4 separate regions of the Homo sapiens genome follow, and regions 2, 3 and 4 are each linked to region 1. A link is a contact called in ENCODE Hi-C or POLR2A ChIA-PET data. All regions are on one chromosome and are shown on one strand. The core of a region is the stretch at or near the end of the contact, and the rest is flanking DNA. Distances in the headings are between cores, read along the strand shown. Region 1 holds the start of USP4 (ubiquitin specific peptidase 4). Region 2 holds the start of INKA1 (inka box actin regulator 1). Region 3 holds the start of IP6K1 (inositol hexakisphosphate kinase 1). Region 4 holds the start of AMIGO3 (adhesion molecule with Ig like domain 3).

What was found. A loop is a pair of places that touch in the nucleus more often than their neighbours do. ChIA-PET counts read pairs that join two places held with the same protein, here RNA polymerase II (POLR2A). Pooled maps may share reads with other maps.
Region 2: a loop to region 1 is called in a pooled map, with 5 times the contacts of the local background. The contact joins the promoter of INKA1 here to the promoter of USP4 in region 1. A Hi-C loop is called at or near these places in 5 of 50 pooled maps. POLR2A ChIA-PET finds 5 or more read pairs at or near these places in 2 of 52 experiments (H1 and endothelial cell of umbilical vein).
Region 3: a map of naive thymus-derived CD4-positive, alpha-beta T cell shows a loop between it and region 1 (5-fold over the local background). The contact joins the promoter of IP6K1 here to the promoter of USP4 in region 1. A Hi-C loop is called at or near these places in 1 of 168 maps with a recorded cell type or tissue (naive thymus-derived CD4-positive, alpha-beta T cell) and 8 of 50 pooled maps. POLR2A ChIA-PET finds 5 or more read pairs at or near these places in 2 of 52 experiments (H1 and activated T-cell).
Region 4: a loop to region 1 is called in a pooled map, with 5 times the contacts of the local background. The contact joins the promoter of AMIGO3 here to the promoter of USP4 in region 1. A Hi-C loop is called at or near these places in 6 of 50 pooled maps. POLR2A ChIA-PET finds 5 or more read pairs at or near these places in 6 of 52 experiments (CD4-positive, alpha-beta memory T cell, GM10248, GM12878 and 3 more).

The regions. Positions count from the first base shown.
Region 1 is chr3:49,337,442-49,345,106 of GRCh38, reverse strand. It overlaps USP4 (ubiquitin specific peptidase 4), which reads left to right and starts at 5,054. Exons shown (of 22, transcript NM_003363.4): 1 at 5,054-5,183. The coding sequence starts at 5,083. RefSeq lists enhancers at 4,434-4,493, 4,584-4,753, 4,384-4,883 and a silencer at 4,924-5,113.
Region 2 is chr3:49,800,005-49,807,669 of GRCh38, reverse strand. It overlaps INKA1 (inka box actin regulator 1), which reads right to left and starts at 4,409. Exons shown (of 2, transcript NM_203370.2): 1 at 4,227-4,409; 2 at 2,640-3,489. The coding sequence starts at 4,277. The coding sequence ends at 2,683. It overlaps UBA7 (ubiquitin like modifier activating enzyme 7), which reads left to right. Exons shown (of 24, transcript NM_003335.3): 22 at 1,505-1,597; 23 at 1,673-1,773; 24 at 2,233-2,461. The coding sequence ends at 2,362. MIR5193 (microRNA 5193) reads left to right here and starts at 1,425; the gene lies at 1,425-1,533. It also overlaps a transcript of CDHR4 not described here. RefSeq lists enhancers at 1-163, 1-264, 894-1,173, 1,160-1,454 and silencers at 4,133-4,572, 4,963-5,012.
Region 3 is chr3:49,783,797-49,791,461 of GRCh38, reverse strand. IP6K1 (inositol hexakisphosphate kinase 1) reads left to right here and starts at 4,920. Exons shown (of 6, transcript NM_153273.4): 1 at 4,920-5,108. It overlaps CDHR4 (cadherin related family member 4), which reads left to right. Exons shown (of 19, transcript NM_001007540.4): 18 at 1-21; 19 at 575-730. The coding sequence ends at 630. RefSeq lists silencers at 3,067-3,276, 4,057-4,221, 4,957-5,306 and enhancers at 4,397-4,466, 4,553-5,242.
Region 4 is chr3:49,713,964-49,721,628 of GRCh38, reverse strand. AMIGO3 (adhesion molecule with Ig like domain 3) reads left to right here and starts at 1,945. Exons shown (of 1, transcript NM_198722.3): 1 at 1,945-4,800. The coding sequence starts at 2,164. The coding sequence ends at 3,678. It overlaps RNF123 (ring finger protein 123), which reads right to left. Exons shown (of 39, transcript NM_022064.5): 30 at 7,632-7,665; 31 at 7,455-7,539; 32 at 5,915-6,054; 33 at 5,619-5,807; 34 at 5,452-5,527; 35 at 5,152-5,236; 36 at 976-1,118; 37 at 735-829; 38 at 524-609; 39 at 100-444. The coding sequence ends at 324. GMPPB (GDP-mannose pyrophosphorylase B) reads left to right here. Exons shown (of 9, transcript NM_021971.4): 9 at 1-1,713. RefSeq lists a silencer at 409-586 and enhancers at 1,581-1,810, 2,581-2,690, 2,172-2,979, 4,025-4,525.

The DNA.
Region 1 (7,665 bases), core at 3,805-6,304:
ATCCTCCCACCTTGGCCTACTTAATAGCTGGGATTACAGGTGCACGTCACCATGCCAGGCTAATTGTTTTATTTTAAATTTTTAAATTTTTTTTTCCTTTTTTTGAGATGAAGTTTCACTCTTGTTGCCCAGACTAGAGTGCAGTGGCGTGATCTTGGCTCACGGCAACCTCCGCCTCCTGGGTTCAAGTGATTCTCCTGCCTCAGCCTCCCAAGTAGCTGGGATTACAGGCGAGCACCACCATGCCCAGCTAATTTCTATGTTTTTAGTAGAGACTGGGTTTCACTAGGTTGGCCAGGCTGGTCTCAAATTCCTGACCTCAAGTGACCTGCCCACCTCAGCCTACCAAAGTGCTGGGATTGCAGGAGTGAGCCGTGCCTGGCCCTGGTTTTTTTGCCTCCTAAGTAGTTGTGACTACAGAATGAGATTCTGTCTCAAAAAACAAAACAAAACAAAAAACGGCTCAGCGTGGTGGCTCACACGTGTAATCTCAACACTTTGGGAGGCAGAGGTGGACAGAGTGCTTGAGCCCTGGGGAACAGGGCAGAAGTTGCAGTGAGCCAAGATTGTGCCACTGCACTGCAGCGGGGATGACAGAATGAGACCCTGTCTCAAAAACAAAACAAAACAAAAAACCCCACCATTTATTTATTTATTTATTTATTTATTTATTTATTTATTGAGACGGAGTTTTGCTCTTGTTGCCCAGGCTGGCATGCAATGGCACGATCCTGGCTCACCACAACCTCTGCCTCCCAGGTTCCAGCGATTTTCCTGCCTCAGCCTTCTGAGTAGCTGGGATTACAGGCCCATGCCACCACGCCCAGATAATTTTTGTATTTTTAGTAGAGATGGGGTTTCGCCATGTTGGTCAGGCTGGTCTCGAACTCCTGACCTCCTGATCCGACTGCCTTGGCCTCCTAAAGTGCTGGGATTACAGGCATGAGCCACTGCGCCCGGCCACCCCCACCATTTAAATCAAACAAACTGGCTAACAAAGTTTAAAGACTTTGTAAATAATGGTGACCTTGTAGTCCGGGCACGGTGGCGCATGACTGCAATCCCAGCACTTGGGAGGCGGAGGATCACTTGAGGCCAGGAGTTCAAGACCAGCCTGGGCAACATGGTGAAACTCCATCTATACTAAAAATATGAAAATTAGCTAGGTATGGTGATGCAGACCAGTAGTCTGGTTAGCTAGGCATGGTGATGCAGACCAGTAGTCCCAGCTATTTGGGAGGCTGAGGTAGGAGGATCACTTGAGCCCAATAGGTCGAGGCTGCAAGTGAGCCATGATTATACCACTGCACTTTAGCCTGGGCAACAAAGACTCTGTCTCAAAAAAAAAAAAAAAAAAAAAAAAGGTGATCTTCCAACTATGGAATTCACTTTATTCTTCACATTTCAACTACCAGCATTTTGTAATCTTTTATTTATTTATTTTTCTTTTTTTCCCTCCAAATACCCAGATATCAAGAAGAATATTTTGCAATCCTAATATTAATTTTTAAGGGCTACCAATAATTAGTGCGCTATTTTTATAGCTATTAAAAGCACTAAATTCCTGACTTAAAAATATTGTCCAAATTTTTCATTTTTATAATTAGGTTTTGTCCCCTTTTCTAGTGGTGCTGAGGACTTGTCCTACTTGTCTTCCTTAAGACTGCCATAAATGGTTTGGTGAAACTGCTAAAAAAAGAAGAGGGAAGCAGACACCCTGAAATGTAGATTCTGAACCGATGTCAGTAACCAACTTTTTTTTTTTTTTGAGACAGAGTCTCTCTCTGTCACCCAGCCTGGAGTGCAGTAGTGCGATCTTGACTCACTGCTACCTCCATCTCCCAGTTTCAAGTGATTCTCCTACCTTAGCCTCCTGAGTAGCTGGGATTACAGGTGCTCGCCACCATGCCCAATTAATTTTTGCATTTTTAGTAGAGACAGGGTTTCACCACATTGGCCAGGCTGGTCTCGAACTCCTGACCTCAGGCGATCCGCCTGCCTTGGCTTTCCAAAGCCAAAGTGCTGGGATTACAGGCGTGAGCCACCACGCCTGGCCTCAACTTTCTTTTTCCATAAATAACAGGACTAAAGGTAGTGTTTCTTTTTTGATAACATTTTTAAGAGTTTCAGCCGGGCACGGTGCCTCACACCTTTAATCCCAGCACTTTGGGAGGCTGAGGCCAGTGGATCATGAGGTCAGGAGTTTGAGACCAGCCTGCCCAACATGGTGAAACCCCATCTCTACTAAAAATACAAAAATTAGCCAGGCGTGGTGGCGCACACCTGTAATTCTAGCTACTCAGGAGGCTGAGGCAGGAGAATCGCTTGATCCAGGGAGGCAGAGGTTGCAGTGAGCTGAGATTGCCCCACTGCACTCCAGCCTGGGGGACCCAGCAAGACTCCATCTCAGAAAAAACAACAAAACAAAACAAAACAAAAACGAGTTTCAAAGAACTTTCATAGAAGGGGACTTGTTAGGGTTGGCTCTGCAGATGTAGAATCATCATGTGGTGGTGGTAACTCTTATCTACAGGGGATTAATTACTATGTGGTTATTTAAGGCAGTTTTAATTCCATATTTACTTTCTCCTACTATCTACCCAATTGCCAAGAGGCCTTTCTTATCAGATGGTGTGTGATGGATGACCCAGGGAGTGCAAATTAATTTCAATTGGCCAAACCCAACATAAAAATAGTAAATCTGTTCAAATGACCTACCGTATTTTCACTGGGCCAGTTCCCCTTCCTTCACCCCCGACACAAAACATAGCTCATCTTTTCAACAGGAATAGGTAGAAAAATAAGAATAATAAAATAAAATAGACATGGCTTCTCTGTTTCTCCTCTTCTCCCTCACAGCCACCTCCATAGTGAGAGGTTCCTAATGGTTCTGTGTCTGAGTTACACCACCGTGGGCGTGAAGCACCCTCAGCCATTTTGTCTCTGCTTCAAAACTTCCTATAATGCCTGCCTGCCTTTTAAGGCAGGATATATGGTCTGTCTGGCCTCCTTTCTAGCTTTAGATCCCCTTAGGCTGTTGTAGCGTTGTAGTGCCCGCCTCAACTGGCCTAATCCCCACTCTCTGATCCTGTCCTGCCTTTTCCAGAAATTATCTTCTGGTCCCTTGAGTCTCCCCTCCTGTAACATGCATCCTCATCTTTATTCTGCCAGCATTTTTTTTCAATACCACACTCAAATGTTACTCAAGTCAAAGGCTTCCTATGAGAGCAGGGGTTGTGCCTGGCGTTCTACAGCCTTTGGTTCACACCCCCTTTTTTTTTTAGAGGGGGTCTTGCTCTGTTGCCCAGGCTGGAGTGCAGTGGCGCAATCTCGGCTCACTGCAACCTCTGCCTCCCAGGTTCAAGCGATTCTTCTGCCTTAGCCTCCCGAGTAGCTGAGACTAGGTGTGGGCCACCACTAACGGCTAATTTTTTTTTTTTTTTTTGTATTTTTAGTAGAGAAGGGGTTTCACCATATTAGCCACGCTGGTCTCGAACTCCTAACCTCGTGATCTGCCCGCCTCGGCCTCCCAAAGTCCTAGGATTACAAACATGAACCACCGCGCCGGACGCCCGGTCTTTTTTTTTTTTTTTTTTTAAGACATTTCGGTCTCCACGTTGGTCAGGCTGGTCTCGAATGCCCGACCTCAGGTGATCCTCCTGCCTCGGCCTCCCAAAGTGCTGGGATTACAGGTGTGAGCCACCGCGCCCGGCCGGTTCACACCCTTTATTTGTATTTATTTTTTTTTTTTTGAGACAGGGTCTCACTTTGCCGTCCAGTCTCAAGTGCAGTGGCGCCATCTCGACTCACTGCAACCTCGACCTCCTGGGCTCAAGGGATCTTCCTACCTCAGCCTCCCAAGTACCTGGGACCACAGACGCGAGCCACTGCCCGGCTATTTTTTGTATTTTTTTGTAGAGACGGGATTTCGCTATGTTGCCGAGGTTGGTCTCTAACTCCTGGGCTGAACCTATCCTTCCGCCTCAGCCTCCCAAAGTGCTGGGACGACAGGCTTGAACCACCGCGCCCGGCCTGGTTCACACACTTTAATGGCACTTACCACATACTGCTAGGCATTGAGGTTATTTCTGTAACATCTCTTCTTTTCTACTAGATTCTATGAGGGCAGGAACTAGGTCTTATTTTTCTCTGAGGACAAGGACTGTTAGACAAGTGTATGGAGACGCATCTAGACCAACTGCCTGACTTCCTCTTTCCTCTGGGTTTACTTCTCCCTCCAAGAGGAGGGTTGTGTGTGTGAGCGGGGCGACTGGAAAACATAGTGTTCAGGACGTTGTATCTTGTTCCAGGAACTAAGTACACGCCTGGGTAACTAATGTGGAGTACCTCTCCTTCCCCTGTTGCTATCGCCCCTCTGTGGCTGCTTGGCAAGTAGCTCAGTATGAAGAGCTGACGGAATTCTGCGGTGGGCCAGGTGGCTCTGGCGTCGACTGTTTAAGGCGACTGTTAATGACTACAACACACCATTGAGTCTTGGTCCCAAGGCGCTGGTGCACATGGTACTTCCCGAAATCCCTGTAGGGCCGCTGGAGCAGGAGCCCCGATCCCACGTTTGGGCAGCTGACTCGCCTAAGGCCTCCAGCTGAAAGCGGAATTGCAGGGGTGAGAATGAGCAGACCTAACTACCGGGCTTCTCGCACCTGGCCTGCATTTATTTAGGACCACGATAACCTCGAAGGCCAGGCTGGGGTGCCCGATGGGTCGTGGGCTTGCTGCCTAACTCCCTGAGATCGGCGGGCTGAACAGAGCTTCGAAGTGTAGCGCCATCCTGAGCAGAGGAAGGGGCGCCCGAAGGCCGCGTAGCGGGCGGCAGGGCGGGAGGAAGTAGCAGCTGCTGCTCCCCGCCCACCCCTCTCGCGTGTGCCTTTCCGCTCCACTGTTCGCCGGTGAGCTAGGTGGCGCGAGAGCGGAGGGGAGAAAAGACAGCGGCTGCAGGAGCCGAAGGCCGCGGCTCGAGGTGGGGCAGGGGCGGGCACGCGAGCGTGCGTGCGTGGGCGCGGTCTATAGCACGCCGCGCGCGGGGCGGATGTCCGGGCCGGCTGGGCCGGGGCCGCGGAGGAGATGGCGGAAGGTGGAGGCTGCCGTGAGCGACCGGATGCGGAGACTCAGAAGTCCGAGCTTGGACCCTTAATGAGGACCACACTCCAACGCGGGGCGCAGTGGTGAGCTCCCGGCTCGCTCTTCCTCTATGCAGAACCAGGGGCCGAGAAAAAGGGGCCTCCTTTTTCTCGGCTAGAGTAGGGGCTGGGCGGGGATGGTATGTAGTGACCCTGGAAGAGTAGCCTGACACCTGCCCCTCAGGAGAATAACTCCAGGATCAGCTCTGGGAAAGCGCAGGCGGGGCCTGAGTGTCGTCTCAGTTCATTTGGAGCCCTAGGGGGCGGGCCCGGCGGGGGCCAGGAGGAGGGATGTGGAGAAGGGGAAGGTTGGTGGGGACCCTAAGGGTGGGGAGAGCCCTTTACCATGAGGACTCGCCGTGTGACCTTGGGCGAAGGTGTCACAGACCTGGATTCCTCACTGTTAAAACCAGGATAGCAATATTTGGCTCACCGACCTCAGTGGGTTGAGGGGAAAATCAGAAGTAGATACTTTGTAACTTGTAAACTGCCAACAGATGTCAAGGTCAGAAGCTGAACAAATGTCTGAGAACCCCGATTATTTTGGTAGCAAGTGTCAAAAATATTTGCGGCAGCAGTGTCTTGGAGTGGGAGAGGAGGATAGCCTAGGTCCTGGAGCTAGATAGAAGATGAAGGGTCCAGAATTTAGAAGACCCAGGCTGAGTTATTAGGCATCTTAATAGATTGTTTAGTAGAGGGGACAATACTTTGTACTACTGGAGAGATTCCTGGGTGGTGTAATTGTGTAGGAGTAGAAAAACTAAGGCTAGACTTTGCATCGAGTATGATTGTTACCCATCTTGTTTGTTTTGTTTTGTTTTGAGATGGAGTTTCACTCTTGTTGCCCAAGCTGGAGTGCAGTGGCGTGATCTTGGCTCACGGCAACCTCCGCCTCCCGGGTTCAAGCGATTCTCCTGCCTCAGCCTCCCGAGTAGCTGGGATTACAGGCTCACGCCACCACACCCAGCTAATTTTTTGTATTTTTAGTAGAGACCGGGTTTCACCATGTTGGGTAGGCTGGTCTCAAACTCTTGACCTTATGATCCACCCGCCTCGGCCTCCCAAAGTGCTGGGATTACAGGTGGGAGCCACCGTGCTCGGCCCGAGTGTTACCTATCTTTAAGAAATCATTGTGGTGATGATCTGCCGAGGAATTGAGCAGGAGAATAGAAAAATTGGGGTTAGGAGGAGTACAGATAACAGCTTATGTATTCACCTTGAGCTAACCAGTTTGTGAAAGGCAGGGTAAACAGAGGTACTTTTTTTGTGTTTTCTTTTCTTTTCTTTTCTTTTTTTTTTTTTTTTTGAGAAGGAATTTCGCTCTTGTTGCCCATGCTGGAGGGCAATGGCGCGATCTCGGGTCACGGCAACCTCCCCCTCCCATGTTCAAGCGATTCTCCTGCCTCAGCCTCCCCAGTAGCTAGGATTACAGGCATGCGCCACCACGGCCGGCTAATTTTTTTTGTATTTTTAGTAGAGACGGGGTTTCTCCATTTTGGTCAGGCTGGTCTCGAATTCCAGATCTCAGGTGATCGCCCGCTGTGGCCTCCCAAAGTGCTGGGATTACAGGCGGAAGCTACTGCGCCCGGCCTAGCAGAGGTACTTTTTAAGTTAACCTCTATAGGGTTCATAAAGAATACTCAGCAGAAGTAGAGGAAGTTTAAGATAGACTAAAATCATACAGTAAAATTGTATGGAAGGTATTGCTCAAGGGATTTGGAAGAAAAATAGCATTTTAGAGATGGATGTGTTTATGGATCCTTGTGACCTCTGGGAAGCTGCCTGACCTCCTCTCACATTTGTTGGTTATAAAATTTTAAGGATGCACCAATATAATTGTTGATGCTTTGTTGCTCCACAGAGATTGTTTTAATTGTAAAACAGCATAGAGATACTTTTTTTTTTTTTTTTTTTTTTTTTTTTTGAGACGAAGTCTCGCTGCATCACCAGGCTGGAGTGCAGTGGCGCGATCTCGGCTCACTGCAATCTCTGCCTCCCGGGTTCAAGCGATTCTCCTGCTTCAGCCTCCCGAGTAGCTGGGATTATAGGCATGCACCACCATGCCCCGCTAATGTTTGTATTTTTAGTAGAGACAGGGTTTCACCATGTTGGCCAGGATGGTCTCGATCTCCTGACCTCGTGATCCACCTGACTCAGCCTCCCAAAGTGCTGGGATTACAGGCGTGAGCCACCGCTCCCGGCCAGCACAGTGATACTTTAAAAATATAAACAGGTCTGGTGCAGTGGCTCATGCCTGTAATCCCAGCACTTTGGGAAGCTGAGGCAGGAGGATCACTTGAGGCCAGGAGTTCAAGACCAGCCTGGGCAACATAGCAAGAGCTAGCCTCTACAAAATAAAAATAAAAAAATAAATTAGCCAGGCATGGTGGTATGTGCCTATAGTCACAGCTACTCAGAGGCTGAGGCAGGAGGATCACTTGAGCCCAGGAGTTTGAGGCTACAGAGAGCTATGATTGTGCCACTGCACTCTAGCCTGGGTGACCCTCTCTCTAAGGAAATAAATAGG
Region 2 (7,665 bases), core at 3,160-5,659, 460 kb before region 1:
GCCCCAATCTAGCTGCCGGCTCTCACTGAAACTCAGACTGTGCAGAAGTCCTGAAGACTCCCTCCAGCCCTCTTCCTGCTATGAAGCCAGGCTGGGACCTGTCAGACACAGGAAGCAGCCGTCAGCCATCCCCACCCCCAATCCTCCAAAGCCCAGGATCTGGGGGAGCTGCAGCTTTAACTCATTAGTGGAGCCAGACATCCCCCACAGTCCCCTCCTTCCTTGGAGTACCCCTGAGGGGTAGGTAGTGGGGAGGGGACCAGGGCATCAGCCCCAGAAAGAGTCTAGCTTCCCCCTGCATGGTACGGGGGCCCTGGCCTACCTCCTACAAGCTGAGTTAAAAGGTAATAGGCTTGCCACTAGAGGTGTGGGGTCTGCAGCCCTGAGTGTATTTGTGTCACAGTTGTGAGTGCAACTGGGGTCTGGGCATCCCCGGAGTGTGGGTATGGAAGGAGCAAGTTTGCACATCTGTGCATCAGATGGGAGTGCAGGGCTCCCATCTTCCTGTGTCCTCAATGTGGGCATGCATGGAGATGCATGTGGGCACACATGTGTGTGTTCCTGGGCTTGTGGGCATTTGTGTTCCTGTGACTGCAGCGCTGTGAATGCCTCCAGCCTTGTGCCCAGGCTCTGCAGTTGGCATTTCCTTGGGGCAAGGATGAGGGTAGAAGGAATGCCCTCATGAGGGGAGAGGGCAGAGGTCATGGGCCAGCACTGGGTTTCTGCTGAGCAGCCTGGGGTCCCTCTGGACTAGCACACAGAGCCCCTTTGTGAGGCACCCTGCCTCTAACCAGCATACAGGCTGCCTTTGTCCACAGAGTGAAGCAGGTGAAGGAGAAGCCCCCATCTCACCTCTAGCCTAGTCTCAGCTTGACCCCAGTGTGTTTTCTCAGGGGCTGATAAGCACCCCCTGTCCTGGTCTCTAGATACCTGCCAGCCATCCTTCTGTCCTTAGCTCTAGGTCCCAGAACCCCAAGACTCTTGGAAGGAAGGAAGGGACAGGAGGAGGAAGCCTCTATGCATTGTATCCCTGCTGGGGTCTCTGGGACAGTGGGGCCCTGGTGGTCACTGTGCCCTTTGCCCCTGTGTCCCAATGAGTAGCCCAAGGCACTGGCAGTACATACAAGATTGGGGGACAGGATGTGCCCCCCAGCTCCCAGCCTTGTCTTTGAGGAACAAGCAGCTTTATCAGAGGCTGCAGGGGCCCTGCTCTGGGTTTCCTCAGGAAGCACCACCCCCTCATCCCCCACTCTCACAACTGGCCCATGTGATGGATCGTCTGTTTCCCTGTGCGGGCCCCATAGCCCCATTTCCTGTGCTGGCCCCGGCCTGGACGGGGAGGGGGCTGAGACTCTGGGCCCAGATCCCACCTCCCCCCCACCCCCCACCCCCTGGCTCCTGTTTCCTGCTAGTCCAGCTCTTCCCCTAGGAAAGGCTGCTGGTAACTGGGATGGGGGTTGGGGGGAGGTAAGAAGTCTCTGACTCCTCCTCTACCTCATCCCAGTTCCATCACCTGAAGTGGACCTCTTGGGACCGTCTGAAGGTACCAGCTGGGCAGCCTGAGAGGACCCTGGAGTCGCTGCTGGCTCATCTTCAGGTGTGCCCTGTTGCTACCCCAACCCCCAGGCTCAGCCCAGCCCGGCCCAGCTGGTGTCTGACCTTTCTCCTCTAGGAGCAGCACGGGTTGAGGGTGAGGATCCTGCTGCACGGCTCAGCCCTGCTCTATGCGGCCGGATGGTCACCTGAAAAGCAGGCCCAGCACCTGCCCCTCAGGTGAGCCCACTTGGGGCTTTAGACAGGCCCCACCAGTCCCTGGAGGCTGGGGCTAGGGACCACACTGCCTTTTGTCTTCCCAGCCCCATTCTGGGCCCCTCACACCTTCCCAAGCATTCTTTCCCCAAATGGAGCCAGCAAACAGGCTGGAGGTGGGGTGAGGGCCGAGAGCCTGAGGAGGAGTCTTCAGGAGCTGCCTATTTGGCCAGCCCCATGGGCTCCCCACATGCTGCACAGCCCCCCTTTCACAGCCCACTCCCAAGGGACCCATAGCTTCCTGCCTCCTGCTTGCCTCATCAGCTGCTCCTAAAATAGTTTCAGATGTTTCCTGTCTTGAGCAGCTCCTGCTCCTGGCTTGGGCTCCTGACGGCCTGCCAGCACCCTCTCTAGTCCATGCCAGGCTGCCTTCTGCTTGCCATGGCTCACCTCTCCAATCTCCCCTAAACCCACCCCTACCAGGGTGACAGAACTGGTTCAGCAGCTGACAGGCCAGGCACCTGCTCCTGGGCAGCGGGTGTTGGTGCTAGAGCTGAGCTGTGAGGGTGACGACGAGGACACTGCCTTCCCACCTCTGCACTATGAGCTGTGACAAGGCAGCCACCCTGTCACCTAGCTCAATGGAGCCCCGGATCCCAAGCCCTGCATTGTAAGCCCACAGTAGGCACTCAATAAATGCTTGTTAAAGGAAGGCATTGCAGAGAGGATGGACGATAGAAAACAGTGCACTAATGCACACGGGTGTGACATGGGCATGACAGGGACCTTCACACAGAGAAAAAAAGCTCTTCAGAAGATTTGTCTCCCTGGGCAGTGCCTCACAGGGCTGGGGCTGCCTCTTAGTGCCTCAGGGGTATGGAGCCAGGACAGTCTAGAAAAAAGGCTTTTATTGTCCCAGGCTGGAGGGCAGGGTCAGAGGTAGCTGACATCATTGCAGATGATGGGCTGGCGGCTACGACAGCTCATGAGAGCTGCAAAGCGTGAGACATCCGCAGGCAGTTCAGGTTCTGGGCGAGGTGGGCATGACAGCCGCTTTCCTGCCATAGCTGTCCGCCGAGCCCTGGCCAGCCGGCGCCGAAGCTGCTCAGAGAGGCCAAGCAGGAACTGAGGGGGCCGAGCACGGGCACGGTGCCCACCTCCGTCACCCCCTTCACTCCCTGTCTCAGGCAGCTCCATCCAGTTGTGCACCAAGTCAGCAAAGCAATTGTCCCCTAGTACCAGGGGCTGGCGACTGCGACCCCTGTTCAGTAGGGCTGCTGTCCAGTCCTCTGCTTCCAGTCCCTGCCAGTGCTCCAGGCAGGCGTCTGGGGTGGACTTGGGCCGTGGATGGTGGACAGGTGGTACACTGGCTACAGGGGCCCTGCTGGGCATGGGGAGGCCACTGACTGAGAGGCACTGCCTACGAAGGGGCTGTGCTGAGGGTGCTGGGCGCTGGGATACAGGCAGTTCTTCCTCTCGCCATGTGCTGCCTGACACCTCCGAGAAGCCAGAGTCCCAGTCCAGGGCATGCTCCCTGGGGCCTCCCAAGGCTGCATCCCTGTCTTCTGTCACCACTGCTTCCTCCTCCTCCTCTTCCTCCTCCTCCACACAGCAGACTGAGTCCTCTTCCAAGGCACCCGAGGCCCTAAGCTGGTGGCTGGGCTGCACATCTGGGCCAGTTTGGGAGGTTGGCTGCAGGGGACCAGGCATTGAGGGTGAGCCTGTGTCCCGACCACACAACTGAGGGGAAGAGAGGGCAGAAGTCGGAGAGGTATCACTTGTCACCAGGCCAGCCCAGAGAACAGAGGGTCCAGGAAGGTTAGATAGGCCTGCTGGCCTGGGCAGCAGGGTGTTAGTGAGCACAGGGCAGGCATAGGGGTGCTGGCACTCGAAGCTGGTGTGGTTCTCATCCACCGACCTGGTGGCAGTCTGGCAGGCTGCAGCATGCAGGGCCGGGCAAGTCGGCACCCGCCACCAGGGCGGGCGGGCAGGCAGGCAGGGTTGCGGGCCTGAACGGGGAAGTAGGTCCTGCCCAGGACTGGAGGGGCATCCCGTGCCTATTGGGGGATTCAGCTCCCAAAGCCCAAAGCGTCTTTCACAGAAAGAGCGCTTGCTAGGTGAGGGGTAGAGAAGGGAGGCATAGGCCAGCCTGAAGTAGGGGGCGTTCACAGCAGCGCCAGCACCTCGTTAGTCCCTTGCCGCCCCATGCCCCGCCCCCAAAGAAGTCCCCCTTCCACTCTCTCCTCCCGCGCCGTTCCAGCAGCACGGCCAGCTGGATGCTGTTATCTGATGCTCAGCTCAGTTCCCAACCGTCCGAAACCCGACGCGGGCCATCTGAGCCATATGCGCCACGCCGCCCCCACCCCGCCTCGGACCGGCACGCTGGAGCCACCCCGCACCCGTCTGTTGTTCCGGCCGGGCGGCAGCCTGGCATCCCGCACGCGTCCTCACTAACCACACCCGCTCCCGAGCCTCACCAGTTCCCAGCGGAGCTGGCTAAGGAAGCTGTCAAGCCGAGCGCTGTGCATGTCCATGCCAGGGCCCCCACCGAACCTACTAGCTCCTCTTGGAACCCCGGCGGAGCCGCGCGGAGAGGGCTGGGAGGGCCGGCCAGCGGCGCCCTCAGCCTCCGCCTGCCTGCGCGACTCCTCGCTCTCCGTAGCTCCCGCCGCCGCCGCCCCGACATCTGGCAGCCGCGCCCCGCCCCGGCCCCGCGGCCAAAGGGGGCGGGGCTAAAGCCCGGCGTCCCTCCCGACTCCGCCGCGGTTCTGGGTGGGAAGGGCGGGGTCATAACTGGAAGCCGGACGGGGCCGGTACGGGGACCCCCCGAGCCCCCAGACTGTTGAGTGGACCCTGCGTTTGCTGCGTGACGCAGGACAGGTCGCCTCCGTGCGGGGGCCTCATCCTCCCCGTTTGTTCAATGGTGAAATAGCGGTCCCTCTCACGGGGCGCCGTGCTGCGTCCGCACATAGGCAGAGCACCCCGGATGGTCGGACCCAGAGAGGTTGTGGACCCTCGGGGCCTGACCCACGGGACCCATTCGTGAGGCTGGCCTTGGCACTCCCTGAACGGGATGGAAGTGGGGTTCAGCCCGTCTGAGGACTCAAGAGAGGGCGGGACTTTGTGGCAGCGCACCGGCGGGGCCTCAGCCGCGTCCCAACCGAGCTAGACGGGACTGCCCTCTAGTGGGGAGTGCTTGGCTAGTCGCGAGTCCAGCGGCGACGCGCGACCGTCGGCATTCCCTTTGCCGGTACCAGGTGCAGACTGAGGGTCGGTGCTGAGGCTGCTCTATCAACACAGGCTAGGCTCAAGGGTAGTGTAGCTGCAGACAGACTGGACATACCAGCAACAGGAAAATACCAGGGAATGAGGGCCGTGGGCTAGCTTGGGGAAAGTCAGTCTCACAGGAGGTGACATCAAGATGCAATCAAGAAGAGGGGCATTCTGGCCGGGCGCGGTGGCTCACGCCTGTAATCCCAGCAGTTTGGGAGGCCGAGGCGGGCGGATCACGAGGTCAGGAGATCGAGACCATCCTGGCTAACATGGTGAAACCCCGTCTCTACTAAAAATACAAAAAAAATTAGCCGGGCGTGGTGGCGGGCGCCTGTAGTCCCAGCTACTCCTGAGGCTGAGGCAGGAGAATGGCGTGAACCCGGGAGGCGGAGCTTGCAGTGAGCGGAGATCGCGCCACTGCACTCCAGCCTGGGCGACAGAGTGAGACTCCGTCTCAAAAAAAAAAGAAAGGAAGAAGAAGCAGGAGGAGGAGAAGGAGAAGAAGGAGAAGGAGAAGAAGGAGAAGAAGAACATTCTAGGCAGAAGGAGCAGCCAGGGAAGAGACCCCGACGGACAGGAGCTGGACAGGGCCAAACATAAAGAAGGCCCAGGTGTCTGTGATTGGTGGTGGTGGCAGGAGGGAAAAGGTCAGCAAAACCAGGCTCTAACGGCCTTAGAGCAGAATGTGGGTTTTGTTCTTGGTGTGATGAGGAGCAATGGGGGCCTTTGAGCAGGAATGACCTGGGCTAGCCCTTGTTTAGATAATCCCAGCTGCTTTCAGAAAAGGATTCTGCAATAAGAGTGGAAGTCCCTGCCCTCATCCAGGCAACGAAGGGGAGGGCCTAGGCCTGGGCAGGGCAGGTGCACTGAAGGGGGTCACTTTGGGGTATGTTTTGGAACTAAAATCAAGTCTTGCTGATGCATGGATGTGGGCAGGAAAAGAGGCATCAAGCATGACTCCTACATTTCTGGCATTAACAGCTGGTTGGATGAAATTGCCATAAACTGATCTGGGAAAGACTGGAGAAGAGTGGGTTTGGAGAGGAAAATCCAATGATCATTTATGGACACGTAACCCTTGAGATGCCTGTTAGACATCCAAGAGGAGTTGCAGAGTCAGCTGCTAGGTGTATGACTCTGGACTTCAGGAGAGAGATCAGCACTGGAGCCTTGGATCTGGGAGGCATAGTGAGTGAATGGATGGTATGTAAGGCCATAGGCCTGGATAAGGTGGGGTGGGAGGAAATCAGTGTAGTCAGAGGGAGACAGCAATCGGGACTGTGCCCTGGGACATTCCATGAGGTGGAGGTAGGGGAGATATGAAGCAGAGCTATCAAAGAAGCTGAGCAGGAACAGCCAGGAGAAATCTGAGAATGTGGGGACTCAGGACCCAAGGGGAGCAAGCATTGAATGCTGCCTAGGCAGTGAGGGTGAAGAACAAACCACTGGATTCGGCAGTGCATAGGTCACTGGGAACCCTGACAAGGGCAGTTTTGTGTAGAGAGGGACAAGCCTGATTAGAGTGTGTGGAGAAGAGAGTGAGGACTGAAGAACTGGAGATGGCAAATAAAGACAACCGTTTTTGTTTTTTTTTTTGAGACAGGGCCTCACTCTGTCACCCAGGCTGGAGTGCAGTGGCATGATCTTGGCTCACTGCAGCCTCCATCTCTGGGGCTCAAGTGACCCTCCTATCTCAGCCTCTCAAGTAACTGGGACTACAGGCATGTGCCACCACACTCAGCTAATTTTTTTTTTTTTTTTTTTTGTAGAGACAGGGTTTCACCATGTTGTCCAGGCTGGTCTCGAACTCCTGATCTCAAACGATCCTCCTGCCTCAGCCTCCCATACAGGCATAAGCCACCGTGCCTGGCCAGAAAACTTAAAAAAACTGACATATAAATACAATAAATAGACAGATCTCAAAGTTACAGCCCAGTAAATGTTAAAATCTGTAGACACTTGTGCAGCTGCCACCCAGATATAGAACATCCTCAGCAACTCCTGGATGCCACCTGGTGCCCTATCCAACTGATATTCCCAACGGTAACCAGTATTTGTATTTCTATCATAAAGGATTCCTTTTGCTTGTTGGATGTAGACAACTTTTTTTTTCTTTTTTCTTTTTTTTTGAGACAGGGTCTTGCTCTGTCACTCAGGTTGGAGTACAGTGGCACAATCATGACTCACTGCAGCCTCGATCTCTTGGGGTTCAAGCAATCCTCCTACCTCAGCCTCCAGAGTAGCTGGGACTACAGGCCTGGATCACCACACCCAACTAATTTTTTGTAGAGATGGGGTCTCACTTTGTTGCCCAGGCTGATATTGAACTCCTGAGCTCAAGTGATCCTCCCACCTCAGCCTCCCAAAGTGCTGGGATTACAGATGTAAGCCGCCACACCCAGCAAGTTTTGAGAGATTTTGTTGACGGTTGGGCTCATTTTTTATAGGCAGATAATGTTCTAATGGAGGGGGTCCAGCTGGAGTTGAGACTCTGTGGGGTAGCAGGTCCTGGGCCAAATTTTCCTGGGTGCTGTGCTTGCTCTATCTCCACGGATTGCATGACCAGTTTCCTCATCTGAACCTTAATCCTCCTCCCCTTCCATGCCCTTAGAGTTGTAATGAATGGGGGCAATGGAAAATGGG
Region 3 (7,665 bases), core at 3,671-6,170, 450 kb before region 1:
ATGGCAGAGCACAGGACTCCCGTGAGTCCCCCTCTTCCTAAGCTATTCTCTGCCTGGGCCCTCACCCCATCTGAGTATCTCCTCCTCTCTTTACCCCATCTCAATATCTCCTCCTACTCCCAGGAACCCACCATCTATCTGCTTTTTTCCTGAATGGGGTCTGCTCTCATCCCCGCTCACTCTTCATCCATCCTTTGTCAAACGTCTAGGGGGTCAGGAGATGACTCATATCTGGTCTGGTCTCTGCCCACAACGGGAGGAGGGATGATGGTGAGGGGAGAGGCCTCCAGATAGTCCAATGTCACCAGTGATTTATGGGAGAGTAATCTGGTATTGCCTTAGGGAAGCTGGTGTCCAGTGTTGGAGAATCAAGGAGGCTTCCTGTGCATTTGAGTCAGAGTTGAGAGAATTTGCTGAGAAGGGAGGGAGGGGACAGGTTAGATTCCAGCGAAGGTGGGATGTCACACTGAGGGTCCTGGAGGAATAATCTCCTACCCTTAAGTAAGGGGGAGGGAGGCAGTTCTTCTGGGGCCAGCAGCACCCCCTGCTCTCCTCTCTCTCCTACCGGTTTTAGGTACCGGAAGAGACTACCTGTTTAACACACACACAGGAGCCCGGCGCTGGCTCTGAGGCCAAGTAGCTGTCTTACTATGTGTGGAATTTCTTTTTCACACCATCATGGGCTGTATTTTCAAGTTGATTCATAATAAACAAAATTACAAAAAGAAAAGTTCTAGCCTTGTAGCCAACGTGTGGGAGAAGCTCTGAAATCTGTGCCTCCTTGTTCTCACTTGGACAACTCCCTACCTTGTGAGCAGACTCTAGGGAGCAGTAAGGTTTTCCTTTTCTCTTTCAGGGTTTTTTTTTTTTAGACAGGGTCTCACTATGGTGCCCAGGTTGGAATGCAGAGGCTATTCATAGGTGTTATCATAGCACACTATAGCGTCTAACTCCTGGCTTCAAGAGAGCCTCTCATCTCAGCCTCCTGGGTAGCTGGGACGATGGGCGCACCACTGCACCTGGCTTTATTTTTCTTTTAAGAAGGTATTGTGTGATGCTCAGACTGACAGTGTGACTGATGCTCTATAGAAGTAATAGGCTATCATCCTTGTCAGTGACTGAGGGGCCTCCAATCAGCATGTCTCCTCAGGGCCACCTGCTTCCTTTTCCTATCCAGAAGAGAGAGAACAATGCTGCGTGTGTGTGTGTGTGTGTGTGTGTGTGTGTGTGTGTGCGCGCGCGCGCGCGCATGTGTGTGAAGGAGAGAGGGGGCGGGGAGAGGGAGAGAGGGGGAGAGAGAGAGAGAGAGAGAGAGAGAGAGAGAGAGAGAGAGAGAGAGAGAGAGAGAGAAAGATAGGGTCTGGCTGTCTGGCTTTGTTGCCCAGGCTGGAGTGCAACGGTGTGATTGTGGCTCACTGTAGCCTTGACCTCCCAGGCTCAATCGATCCTCCTACTCAGAATCCCAAGTAGGTGGGACTACAGGCATGGACCACCATGCCTGGCTAATTTTTAATTTTTTTGTAGAGATGGGATCTCTCTATGTTGACCAGGCTGGTCTTGAATTCCTGGGTCCAAGCCATCCTCCCCCTTCAGCCTCCCAAAGTGCTGGGATTATAGGTGTGAGCCACCGTGCCTAGCTCACTGTTGCTTTTGTTGTTGTTGTTGTTGAGATGTTTCTCTTTTTAATTTTTTTCTTAATTTTTAATTTTTGTGGGTACATAGGTGTATAAATTTGGAGGTACATGAGATGTTTTAATAAGGCATGTAATGGTTAATAATCACCTCATCGAAAATGGGGCATCCATCCCCTAAAGCATTTATCCTTTGTGTTACAAATAATCCAATTATACTCTTTCAGTTATTTTAAACTGTACAATTAAGTTATTATTGACTACAGTCACTCTGTTGTGCTATCAAACACTAGGTCTTATTCATTTTTCTTTTTTTTTGGTACCCATTAACCGTCCCACCTCCCCACCCCTTCCAGACTCTGGTAACTATCCTTCTACTCACTATCTCCATGAATTCAATTGTTTTGTTTAAATCTTTTTCCTTTTTTTTTTTTTTGAGATGTAGTCTTACTTTGTCACCCAGGCTGGAGTACAGTGGCACGATCTTGGCTCACTGCAACCTCCGCCTCTCATGATCAAGCAATTCTCGTGCCTCAGTCTCCTGAGTAGCTGGGACCACAGGTGTGCACCACCATGCCGGCTAATTTTTTTATTTTTTATTTTTAGTAGAGATGGAGTTTTCCTATGTTGGCCAGGCTGGTCTTGAACTCCTGACCTCAGGTGATCCTCCTGCCTCAGCCTCCCAAAGTGCTGGGATTACAGGCATGAGCCTCCGCACCAGCCAATCTCACAATCTCATTCTTTTTAATGGCTGAATAATATTCCATTCTGCATATGTACCATATTTTCTTTTCTTTTTTTTTTTTTTGAGATGGAGTCTCGCTCTGTTGCCCAGGCTGGAGCACAGTGGCGTGATCTCGGCTCACTGCAAGTTCCGCCTTCTGGGTTCACGCCATTCTCCTGCCTCAGCCTCCTGAGTAGCTGGGACTACAGGCGCTTGCCACCACGCCCGGCTAATTTTTTGTATTTTTAGTAGAGATGGGGTTTCACCGTGTTAGCCAGGATGGTCTCCATCTCCTGACCTCATGATCCGCCCGCCTCGGCCTCCCAAAGTGCTGGGATTACAGGCGTGAGCCACCGCACCCGGCCCATATGTACCATATTTTCTTTATCCATTCACCTGTTGATGGACACTTAGGTTGCTTCCAAATCTTGGCTATTGTGAATGGCACTGCAGCAAACATGGAAGTGCAGATATCTTTTTGATATACTGATTTCCTTTCCTTTGGGTACATACCCAGCAGTGGGATTGCTGGATCATGTGGTAGCTGTATTTTTAGTTTTCTGAGGAACCTCCGAACTGTTATCCACAGTAGTTATACCACTGTTGCTTTTTGAGGGTCCCATCAAACTTCAGGGCAATTTGCCAACTGTATGTGGAGGTTTTCTTGGGAAGGATCTGGAGCTTTTGCACTGCGGTGAGGGGTGATGCAGACTTGAGAATCCTGTGGCATGGCTGGTCCTGGAGGATTAGCAGAATCCCCCTTTTGAGGGTTGTTGGCTTTTCTTCCTGATCTGTTTCTTCTGGTTCCTCTGCTCTCACATCTCCCTGTGTTGACCTGAGCTATTGCATGTAGCCAAGTGGCCTGCAGCAATCTGCTGGTGGGCAGGTCTTGCTGGATGCAGTGTTGGCCCACTCTCCATGCCCAACCTGACATCAGGTCTCAGGCTTCTGCCAGCTCTCCAAGAGGACCTTACTGTGGTAAATCCAAGTTATCACAGTCTTTACTCGTCTGTTGAGTCTGTGGGCCTGAACCCCCTCAGGGTACTGGAGAACCTCCCTTTTTTTTTTTTGAGACAGAATTTTGCTCTGTCACCCAGGCTAGAGTGTGGTGGCGTGATCTCAGCTCACTGAACCTCTGCCTCCCAGGTTCAAGTGATCCTCCTGCCTCAACCTCCTGAGTAGCTGGGATTACAGGCACCTGCCATCACGTCCAGCTAATTTTTGTATTTTTAGTAGGGACAGGGTTTCACCATTTTGGCCAGGCTGGTCTCGAACCTCTGACCTCAAGTGATCCACCTTCTTTGGCCTCCCAAAGTGCTGGATTACAGGCATGAGCCACTGCGCCTAGCTAGGAGGACCTCCCCTTCTGAACCAGTTATGGTATCCCAGGGCCAGGAAGAAGCTGAAAGCCTTCTGTGGGAACAAAACAAAGCAAAACAAAAACGCTTCATGGGGCTTCCACCAAAGTTAGTGTTTTAAGGCACGCCTCAGGAACAGCAACTTGGAAGCAGGTTGTTCCAGGAAGTGGTTGTAGGCAGATTTTTCCTGAGTTCTTCCCCTGCTCTGAGGGCTCATTAAATCTTCCTCTGAGAAGCTCCACTTTTATCTTCATTTTACAGATGGGACAACCAAAGCTAAAGAGAGGCTAAGGCTCAAAAGTCAGAGTTAGCTAGTTGGGGCATTTGGGTGTGGGCCCAGGCCACGTAACTTCATCTGTTGTTCTAAGCCTGAAGCCAAGCCCAGAGTTAGGTGTTCTGTATGGGGAGCAAGGTGTGACCATCTTCCTGGGACCATTAGTCTGCTTGGGAGGCCGGTCATGACAGTCCAGGGCAAAAGATGCTGTCACAGGATCTCAAGACAAGATGCTCTAGGGAAGAGAAAAGGGAGTGCCCGCTGTGTGTCAGGACTTGTGCTAGGCTCTAAACCTCAGGCAGGAAAGCATGGGCAATGAGCCAGAGGCTGCTGTGGCAGCACAGACTGCGGTACCTCGAGGCTAGTAAGGGACAAAGCGTGGGAAGCTGGGATAGAGGCTCCTCACACTCTGAAACCAGCAGGAGGAGGTGCGAGACCCAGCACCTCCATTTCTAGAGGTGGCGTGACCTTGGCTCGGCCTCCCCTCTCTGAGCCTCAGTTTCCTCTCCAGAGTGAACTGGGGGCTGCACCCCCCTTCTCCCAGAGTGGGGGACAAAAAAACGAATAGCACACCGCTGAGATTCCCTGTGTGTGCGCAAGTGTATGACAAGACGCCGCCGGTACCGCACGAGGGCCAGGGACGCAGAGAGGCCAAGGGCGCTCCGGCCTCGTAGTAGCCAGCGAAAACTCCGCCGCCAGCCACTCCGGGAACGAAGCGCATGCGCCAACCCATGCCGTCACAGTCACGTGCCCCACGCTTTCGGCAGAGGCCCTGAGAGGCAGACTCTGACTGACACGTGAGCTGACCTGTCAGCAGGAAGCACTTCCCCTGGCGACGAGCAAAAAGACTGTTGATTGGGGATAGCACCCCCTCGGGGGCGGGTTCTTTGCAGTCCTGGTTACTATGACGCCCGGCCCCCGCCCCCTCGGCTAGCCGCCATCTTGTTGTTGATCCGTACCCAGTGGGCAGCGCCGGGAGCTGGACCAAGCGGCCGGTGAGAGGCCGCTGTAGCGGTGCTCAGCCACCTGTGCTGCCTGCCAGGGGGCGGGCCGAAACCTGGAGGCCCGGGGGGCCCAGCTCCCGTAGGGAGCCGTGGGCGCTCGGTGCCCGGGCCGGGCAGGTGAGTGACAGGAGCCGGGCCGATAGACCGGCCTGACGCCCGCGGGGAGGGCGGTGGCGGGCGCGGGGTTGGAGTGGGCGCGTGTGGGGTCGGGGCTCCGGTGGGGCCATCACTGGAACATCGCTCGAGCGTCCTGACCGGCCGCCCGCCGAGCCTCCCAGATGCTGGCACCGAAGCCGGGGGGACAGCCGGTGTGGAGGACGGAGAGCGCCAGTGCCTGAGGGTTGGCCGGCTAGTAGCGGGAAACCAGCTTCTCTGACCGAAGCTCTGGACTCCGCTGATCCGGAGCGCTAAAGTGTGTCCGGTGCCACCCTGATGCTCTCCTGGGAGTTATGTTGCTCCTGGCTGAGAAATAGACTTACCTCTTTCTTAGATAGCGTTCCTGCGAGTGATTTTCAGGACGCTGGATGCTAAGACTAGACGAAGCAAGCCAAAGCCCCCGCGAGCCAGGCAGGCCGGTGTCACGGCCCTATGATTATGGCAAGGGGGACCCTCTGCCTGGCTGCTGCTTCCTGAGACCCGTTCGGAACCTCACGTGTACCTCGAAGCTCACCGTTTTCCTCGCAAAGAACCTGGTTAAATGTCCATAATGGCTGAGTTTTATTTTGGAACATAATTTCTTTGGTTCTTCACCACCACTTTTTGGAGAGTGGTAATGTCTTCCTCTTTTTGCTTTAGGAGAAAGTGAGTATTATGGTGATGACTTGATTTTATCTCCTAAAGGGATGCTCGCCATAGGAGACAAAGGAAACGTAGGAGTGTCTTAGAATCGGAAAAAGAAACTTGTTTTTGTTGTGGATGATATGGAACTGGCAAATTAACTGTTTTTTTTCTTTTTTTTCTTTTGAGACAGAGTCTCTCGCTCTGTTGCCCAGGCCGGAGTGCAGTGGCGCGATCTCGGCTCACCACAGCCTCCACCTCCCGGGTTCAAGCGATTATCCTGCCTCAGCCTCCCGAGTAGGTAGGACTACAGACACGCGCCACCATGCCCGGCTAATTTTTGTATTTTTAATAGAGACGGGGTTTCACCATGTTGGCCAGGCTGGTCTCGAACTCCTGACCTCGTGATCCACCCCCCTTGGCCTCCCAAAGTGCTGGGGTTACAAGTGTGAGCCACTATGCCCGGCGCAAATTAACTTTTAACAGTACTAAAATTATCTTGCTCAGTGAAAACACCTTCAAGCCCCTTTCCTGTGAATTTGGGCAAGTTGGAGATCCTCAGTAGAGTGTGCAGGTCTAGGAAGAGTTCTCATTGCTCCAAAACACATTTCTCTTGACCTGTGGCCTCTTTGGTTCTTTGTACAGTCTTCTTGTATGTGGTCATAGAATATGCCTGCATGAGATGACTAAGAAGTCAAGCGACAATACTTTGTGCACTTTTTGTTTTGTTTTGTTTTGTTTTGTTTTTTTGAGATGGAGTCTTGCTCCGTTGCCAGGCTGGAGTACAGTGGTGCCATCTCGGCTCACTGCAACCTCTGACTCCCTGGTTCAAGCAATTTTCCTGCCTCAGCCTCCCGAGTAGCTGGGACTACAGGCACGTGCCACCACACCTGGCTAATTTTTGTATTTTTAGTAGAGACGGGGTTTCACTATGTTGGCCAGACTGGTCTCGAACTCCTGACCTCATGATCAACCCGCCTCCGCCTCCCAAATTGTTGGGATTACAGGCATGAGCCACCGCGCCAAGCCTACTTTTTTTTTTTTTTTCTGAGACGAAGTCTCGTTCTCTCACCCAGGCTGGAGTGCAATGGCACAATCTCAGCTGACTGCAACCTCTGCCTCCTGGGTTCAAGCAAGTCTCCTGCCCCAGCCTCCCAAGTAGCTGGGATTACAGGTGCGTGCCACCATGCCCGGCTAATTTCTGTATTTTTAGTAGAGACCTGGTTTCACCATGTTGTTCAGGCTGATCTCGAACTCCTGACCTCCTGATCCGCCTGCCTTGGCCTCCCAAAGTGCTGGGATTACAGGCGTGAGCCACTGTGCCTGGTCACGCGCCTAGCCTACTTTGTGCACTTCTATCAGGATCTTGTCACCTCTGAATGTATAATTTTGAAAGAGGCCAGGTGCGGTAGCTCATGTCTGTAATCCCAGCACTTTGGGAGGCTGAGGCGGGCGGATCACCTGAGGTCAGTAGTTAAGAGATTAGCCTATCCAAAATGGCAAAATCCCATGTCTACTAAAAATACAAAAATTAGCTGGGCGTGGTGGTGCATGGAGGCTGAGGCAGGAGAATCACCTGAACCCGGAAAGCGGAGGTTGCAGTGAGCTGAGATCGCGCCACTGCACTCCAGCCTGGGTGACAGAGTGAGACTCAGTCTCCAAAAATAAATAAATAAATAAATAATAAATAAAATAATAATTTTGAAAGAAACCAGCTCCTTGGTCAGGAGATCCTTTAGGAAAGCAGGTGCTGAACCCAGAGGACGCTGGCAGCTTGTTGCTGTTCGACTGAGTTTATACTGCACTTGTGAGGCAAGGGAGAAGTTGAGTAGTCTTTAGTTATTTATTTCATTGTCCTTCAGGGCCATTTTTTGAATCTTTAGTTCATTATAATCTT
Region 4 (7,665 bases), core at 696-3,195, 380 kb before region 1:
TGTTGGACACCTGCCTTCTCATGTGGACATCATCTGGCAGGATCCCTGCTGGGCACACCCCACAAACCCCACTCCCTCAAGAAGGGCCAGGGCCAGGGCTGTATGGAATAATAATTTAATGCTCACTGTGGCCCTGACTGAAAGTCAAGCTCAGGCACAATTAGGGCCATGGCTGGGCTCCCACCAATGAGGATACAGGCAGGCAAGGAGGTTGGATGTGGTGGTGTGGGATACAGGAGAAGGGCAAAGGGAGCTCATAAATAGGGCCCAGCCTGGCTCTGGGTTCAAAGGTGGAGGTTCCAGGATGGCACAGGCTGTGAGGGCTAGGCAGCTGAGGAGGTAGTACTCGTATTGGCTCCCTTCTCCCAGTCCTCTACAGACACGATGGTGGTTTTGCAGAAGAAGCAGTCCTTGTTGTTCATCAGGTGCTGGTTGATACAGGCTCTACAACAGGGGAGGGGATGAGGACTGCCCTGCATGTACCTACTGCTCTCCCCACCACCAAGCTGTGGGGCCCACTTACTTGCAGGACTTGTGGCCACAGGGCTGGAACACAGCAGAGATGGGGTGGGCATAGCAGATGGGGCAGAGGTCCTCCTCACTGGTGGGCTGCAGGGAGGAGAGTGAAGGGTGGGCTGGAGTTGGATGCCTGGCTATGTGGATGTCCGTTGTGCCTGTGTAGGAGTGCACACATATTCAAGTGGCATGGACCTGTGCACCGTGTTCCCACTCACCAGGGAGGCAGCTGCTGCCTGGGCAGATGCAGAGGTCAGGTGCGCCAGCATCTGTTCCACTTGGGCCAGCTCATCGGCACTGATATAATCCGCATCTGGGGAGTGGTAGGTAGTGTCAAGTCAGAGGTAGCTGAGGATGTGATGCCTCTTGAATATTCCCAGCCTAGGACTTTGCTGTTCTTAAGGCTCCTGACCCGACCCAGCCCCAGATTTCCCTGACCTGCCCCACCAGCCCACTCACAGCTCTGCAGGGAGAAGCGCTTCCGGTCAGGGGCTGGCAGAGCAGTGCCAGGTGCTGGGGGCTCTGGCTGTCCCAGGAGATAGCATATTGAGCGTAGCTGGAAGCAGGGATCTGCCAGGAGCACTGATGTGGCTTGCTCTCTCCTAGGTAGGGGAGGGTGCAAGGGCAGTCAGAAGGCTTGGGGCCTGGCTAAAAGTCTCTCTTGGGATTGCCAATGAGGAGTGCCATGGCTCGTACATGATCACCCCCCCTGCATCCTTTCCGTCTCCCTGCTTCCCAAACCCCAAGTCCTGTATTCTAGTAAGGTGCCACACAGCCTGTTTTTTTTTTTTTTTTCTTGAGACGAGTCTCGCTCTGTTGCCCAGGCTGGAGTGCGATGGCACGATCTCGGCTCACTGCAACCTCCACCTCCCGGGTTCAAGTGATTCTCCTGCTTTAGCCTCCCGAGTAGCTGGAATTGCAGACGCCCACCACCACGCCCGGCTAATTGTTGTATTTTTAGTAGAGACAGGGTTTCACCAGGTTGGCCAGGCTGGTCTCGAATTCCTGACCTCAGGTGATCCACCTGCCTTGGCTTCCCAAAGTGCTGGGATTACAGGCGTGAGCCACCGCGCCCGGCCTGGGGTACCACTTTAAGAAGGCTCAGGCGAACCACCTTAAGATAGTGAGAGTCTGCCTGCCCCATAATATTATCAGTCCTTCAAAGTCACTTCAAATAAACACTAACAGCAGCTTGGAGACATTCTTCCAGACTCCCCCTTTTACTCCCCGAGGAAAAACGAGCGGCGGAGAGCTGCCAGCCAAAGGCTGACGGGGACTTTGGGGTTGGCCTTGCTCCCCATCTGGCGGTCATGCGGGGCCATTGGGCACAAAGGGATGTAGCCGCCCCGCCTCCTCAAACGGGAACCAATAGGAGCCCGGGCCCCGCCCCTGGGGGGAGTATTTAGGAGCCGATCAGGAACTCGCTTGGAGAGGGCTAGCGAAGCCGAAGGGAGCGCGGCTAAGAGTGCCGCACCGCCTCACAACCTGGGAACCGGAGAGTAGGGGCCGTCGGCTGGCAAGAACCCGCCGTGCCTCCTCGGCAAGGGCCATCCGGTGCCACCCATGTCGCACTAGAGCAGAAGAGGGTGAGTCCTGGAACTGCAACCTGCACAGAGCTGCTCTGTACTGTCCCTGGTGGTCGCCGCCATGACCTGGTTGGTGCTGCTGGGGACACTGCTCTGCATGCTGCGCGTTGGGTTAGGCACCCCGGACTCCGAGGGTTTCCCGCCCCGTGCGCTCCACAACTGCCCCTACAAATGTATCTGCGCTGCCGACCTGCTAAGCTGCACTGGCCTAGGGCTGCAGGACGTGCCAGCCGAGTTACCTGCCGCTACTGCGGACCTCGACCTGAGCCACAACGCGCTCCAGCGCCTGCGCCCCGGCTGGTTGGCGCCCCTCTTCCAGCTGCGCGCCCTGCACCTAGACCACAACGAACTAGATGCGCTGGGTCGCGGCGTCTTCGTCAACGCCAGCGGCCTGAGGCTGCTCGATCTATCATCTAACACGTTGCGGGCGCTTGGCCGCCACGACCTCGACGGGCTGGGGGCGCTGGAGAAGCTGCTTCTGTTCAATAACCGCTTGGTGCACTTGGACGAGCATGCCTTCCACGGCCTGCGCGCGCTCAGCCATCTCTACCTGGGCTGCAACGAACTCGCCTCGTTCTCCTTCGACCACCTGCACGGTCTGAGCGCCACCCACCTGCTTACTCTGGACCTCTCCTCCAACCGGCTGGGACACATCTCCGTACCTGAGCTGGCCGCGCTGCCGGCCTTCCTCAAGAACGGCCTCTACTTGCACAACAACCCTTTGCCTTGCGACTGCCGCCTCTACCACCTGCTACAGCGCTGGCACCAGCGGGGCCTGAGCGCCGTGCGCGACTTTGCGCGCGAGTACGTATGCTTGGCCTTCAAGGTACCCGCGTCCCGCGTGCGCTTCTTCCAGCACAGCCGCGTCTTTGAGAACTGCTCGTCGGCCCCAGCTCTTGGCCTAGAGCGGCCGGAAGAGCACCTGTACGCGCTGGTGGGTCGGTCCCTGAGGCTTTACTGCAACACCAGCGTCCCGGCCATGCGCATTGCCTGGGTTTCGCCGCAGCAGGAGCTTCTCAGGGCGCCAGGATCCCGCGATGGCAGCATCGCGGTGCTGGCCGACGGCAGCTTGGCCATAGGCAACGTACAGGAGCAGCATGCGGGACTCTTCGTGTGCCTGGCCACTGGGCCCCGCCTGCACCACAACCAGACGCACGAGTACAACGTGAGCGTGCACTTTCCGCGCCCAGAGCCCGAGGCTTTCAACACAGGCTTCACCACACTGCTGGGCTGTGCCGTGGGCCTTGTGCTCGTGCTGCTCTACCTGTTCGCCCCACCCTGCCGCTGCTGCCGCCGTGCCTGCCGCTGCCGCCGCTGGCCCCAAACACCCAGCCCGCTCCAAGAGCTGAGCGCACAGTCCTCAGTACTCAGCACCACACCGCCAGACGCACCCAGCCGCAAGGCCAGCGTCCACAAGCACGTAGTCTTTCTGGAGCCAGGCCGGAGGGGCCTCAATGGCCGCGTGCAGCTGGCAGTAGCTGAGGAATTCGATCTCTACAACCCTGGAGGCCTGCAGCTGAAGGCTGGCTCTGAGTCCGCCAGCTCCATAGGCTCCGAGGGTCCCATGACAACCTAGACTGCCCAGGGCTCCCCCACCCAGGCCCCCACCCTCTTGCTGCTCGCCCTGCTCCCTGCTTCGGTCCAGAGAACTGGCAGATACTGGTGGGAAGCACTGTGCCTGGCCCCCCAGCTTCCTGTATGGGCCTCGAAACACAATGGGCCTTCTCGCTCACTGGTAGAGACAGGGGTTGTGGTCCCCAACCTGCCTTCTGCTCTGCCCCTGCACAGGACCCAAAGGCCCCAGGCCCTGCAAGGTGTGCTAGTTCCTGCTTTCCCGCGGACTTCCTAGTGCCCAAATGCCCTGTGAGGCTGAGAGACCCAGGCCCCTGTGGCTTTCAACACAGCACAGCTGTGGAAGTGGCTGTGTTCTTCTACAGCCTGTGGAAGAACCCCTGTAGCAGAGCCTCCCGTCCACCCTCAGGGGCTGAGACAGCTCTCGAGGAGTGGTGCTCAAGAGCTGACGCAGGGCCACCTCCCCTTCCCAAGGGGGTGGGAGGGAGTGGGCCCACAGGGAAAAGAAGGCGGCTCTGAAGGAAGATCTCGCCCACACCCCAGGACAGAAAGAGGAAACAAGCCCGCCCTCTGGTGAAATGGGACTCCCTCCATCCACCAACACCCAACCTCCTGAAAGCTTCACAACTTCACGCAGAGTCCGGTGGGCAGGCACCAGGCAGGAAAGGCTCCTCAAGAGGTTCCTGGTGGTCTGGCCTAAGCCCCAGCCAGAGGCCCTGCTCTCTCTGGCCTGGGGCATCCACCCGTTGTTCTGAAGGCAGAGCCCATTCTGTGGGCTCACAAGACACAGTGAAGGGGATCATGGCCTGCACCCCTGCTTTTCAGCAGTAAAAAGCCCGAAAAGCCTGGCGAGCATGGCCGAGCTGGGAGGGCCGAGCCGGAACTCCACGTCCCTCGAGAGCAGGAGCCTCTTAAGGGCTGGCACTGGTCTCAGCCTAATGGCTGAGGCGGTACCCTGGCTTCATATGCATCTCACTGCTCCCACTGCAGGGGGGCAGGGAAGGGGGGTCTGGGAGCCCTTCATGTGTGGGGGCCGAGCTGGGGGCCCCCATGGCCATCCTGGACCTCGCTGCTCCAGAGTTTAATAAAGGTAGCACATGCTTATTGCTAGAGCCTTTGCAGACAATGGCGGTCCTCCGTGTGTTCAGCTCTCCTGGCGGCCTGGCCCTGTCCACCACAGGACGGCACACCCTCCGGAGTCCTGCCTCCCATGCCTGGCCTGAGGCATGGCCACAAGCCAGTGGCTCTGTGGGCCAGGGCCACCTGTCCTGCTGGGGTCCCAGATTCTCCTACTTAGAGCAGCTCCGTCTGCCCCCTATTTAGGCCGTTCACACCTCACCACCTTCCCTCTGCCTCAAAACCTGATGCTGAGGTCCATTTTCCAGATGAGGAAACTGAAGTACCAGGAGGCCCTGTCCAGCCCCTCCTCACCAGACACACCCAACTCCCACAGGGGCCCACGGTCCCCAACACTCACTCTGAGGCTGGGCCACGCACCAGGAGCTGCACCAGGATGCCCGTCACTGCCACCAGAATGGGATAGTGGTCCACGCTCTCTAGGCCTGAGGGGAAGGGGAGGAAAGAGATGAGCCACCCACATGCTCCTGCTTCAAGGGCTCCAGGCCTGCCCACTGCCCTCTCTACAGAAGGGTGAGCCGAGACTGCAGAGCACCAAGTCTGGCTGTCCGGGGGCAGAATGTGGAATCAGGCCTCACTGTTCCTAGCAGAGGAACCGAGGCCTGTAGTGTGTTGGGGTGCAGGGCATCTAGGTCCTCACCAGGCAGCCGTAGGGTGACCACACGATCAAACAGGTTCCTCTCAGCTGTCACCCGGTTCAGCACCTGGTTTAGCAGCTGTGAGGGGAGCAGGAGTCCATTGGTGGATGGGGAGCGTCATCAATGGGGCATCCCCAGGGTCCCACCCTTGTTGCCCAGATGGCCACACCTGTGCAAGACGCCGCAGCAGCATCTCAGAGGTAGGCCGGGTCCAGTCAAGGAATATCTCAGGCACCAGTGTGATAGTCATCTCCAAGACACGCAGCAGGCTGACCGAGAGGTCAAAGCAGGTGGCACATACCTTGAGCTGCCGGCTGTCCACAAAGTTCCGCTCCAGGCGCTCAGCAGCCTGCTGGATCTGAGCCACCAACACGTGGGCATGCAGTGGTCAGCACCTGGCTCTAGCCCAGGACCAGGCCTCATCCCTTGCACCACCCTAACCCACGAGGCCCCACCACAGCCCACCTCTTGGATCATGCCAATGAATTCAGAGAAGGCCCAGTTGAGCTGATTGAGGACGCTGTTGAGGAAGCTGGGTGCCACATCAGGACCCTGCTGTAGGAGGTCCGCCATGTGCTGCTGCAGCAGGGTGGAAGGGCAGGGCTCTGCAGGGGGACAGGAGGCGGCATCATCAGGGACTCCACTGCAGTGGCCTCTGCCTGTTTGCCTCTGTCCTCGCCCATTGAGGCTTTGGTATAAGGACAGAAAGATGGCTCCCTAGGAATGCTCAGGTCATGAAAGCAGGGGACAGAGGACAGCTGCCTTGGAGTTAGTTGGGACAGAATCTGTCCCCTCCTTCTACTAGGCAAGCCCCAGGCTGCAGCTGTGTCCAGCCCTGACACCACACCATCCACTCCAGGTCCAGAGCAGCCACACAGCCACAGCCTGACCCTCAGCAAGTTCTGGGTCGCACACCCTTCAGATAGGGTCAGACCTAAACAGGGCGGCTTAGATGCTTCCCCACCGGCACCAAGGCCAGCTCCTCCAAGAGCCTACTCTAAGCCCTGCTGCAAACCTGCTGTCCTCTACTGTCCTCTGCTGCCCTTGGCCTGGCCTTGGCATATGGCCGAGGTGGTGGGCACCAAGTCTGGGCTGGCAGGCAGCAGTAACCGGAGCCCTCAGCTGCAACGGGCCTGGCGCACCTCCCCACCAGCTTGATACAAATCAATAGTTCCCGCAGCAGCAGGACAGGCCTGGCCCCACTGCCGCTCTCCACTTGCAGCTCAGTTCCGCCCTGGACGCAGGACCACGGCAATTGGCAAGGACTTGCTGTGTGACTTAGCAGAAGACACTCAGCCTCTCTGGGGACACCCTTTGGACCAAAACACTGCCCACAAGGGCAGAAACAGACTACATGAGCCAAGAAGAGCCACCATGAAGGGTGAGGACAGTGTGTGGCACACCTGGCACTCTGCAAGGGCCAGGCCTAGGGGAAAGTCCTTGCTGGACCCTGGAGAGAGGGCACAGCCTCTGCTCCCAACTAAATGTCCCTTCCTCCAGGAACTCTCGTGAATACCCTCTGGGGACCTGGCCAACCTCCAATCTGTGCTCCCAGTGGACTCAGGTGTCCAAGGCCTAAGCCAAGGCCAGGGTCTGCCACCAGCAGATAGCAAAAAAGAAGCAGAAGGACATGGTGCTGGGACAAGGCTGGAGGTCAGGGAGCTAGCTTAAAGGGCAAGGGACAGAGTATTCAGTCTGCATGAGCTGTAGCAGGCCAGGAACATGGTGCCGCCTCTCACCATGACCCACATAGAGCATCCAGGCCCAAAGGGCACATGTAGGTAAGACTGTGGGCAAGGCTGGGGAGGGGGAGTCCCATCCCGAGTATCCTTGGGCTGGAAGGAAGCAGGGAAAGTGGAAACCCCAGGGGACACGTAGGGAGTCTGGGACCCAATGGGGGAACCAGAGAGGGGCTGGAAGAAGTGGAGAGTCTGAAAGAACCCATGGGTAGGAGGTAAGCGCCCCCGCCTGCCTTGCCCAGGACTCGCCCAACCCAGATACTCACTCTGGAGGCTGGGCAAATTGGCGTCCTCAAGTTTGGTTTTCAGCAGATGTGGCAGCCGTGTATAGCGGTACCCGAAGCCACAGCCCTGTGGAGGTGGGGGTCAGTGCCCAGGTCAATGGGACAGCGCACCCTCTCCCTCCAGCCAGCCTCAGCCACTTCCCCTCGAGTCAGGCTTACCCTCCAGAGCCGCACCAGGATCCAGTTGGTCTGG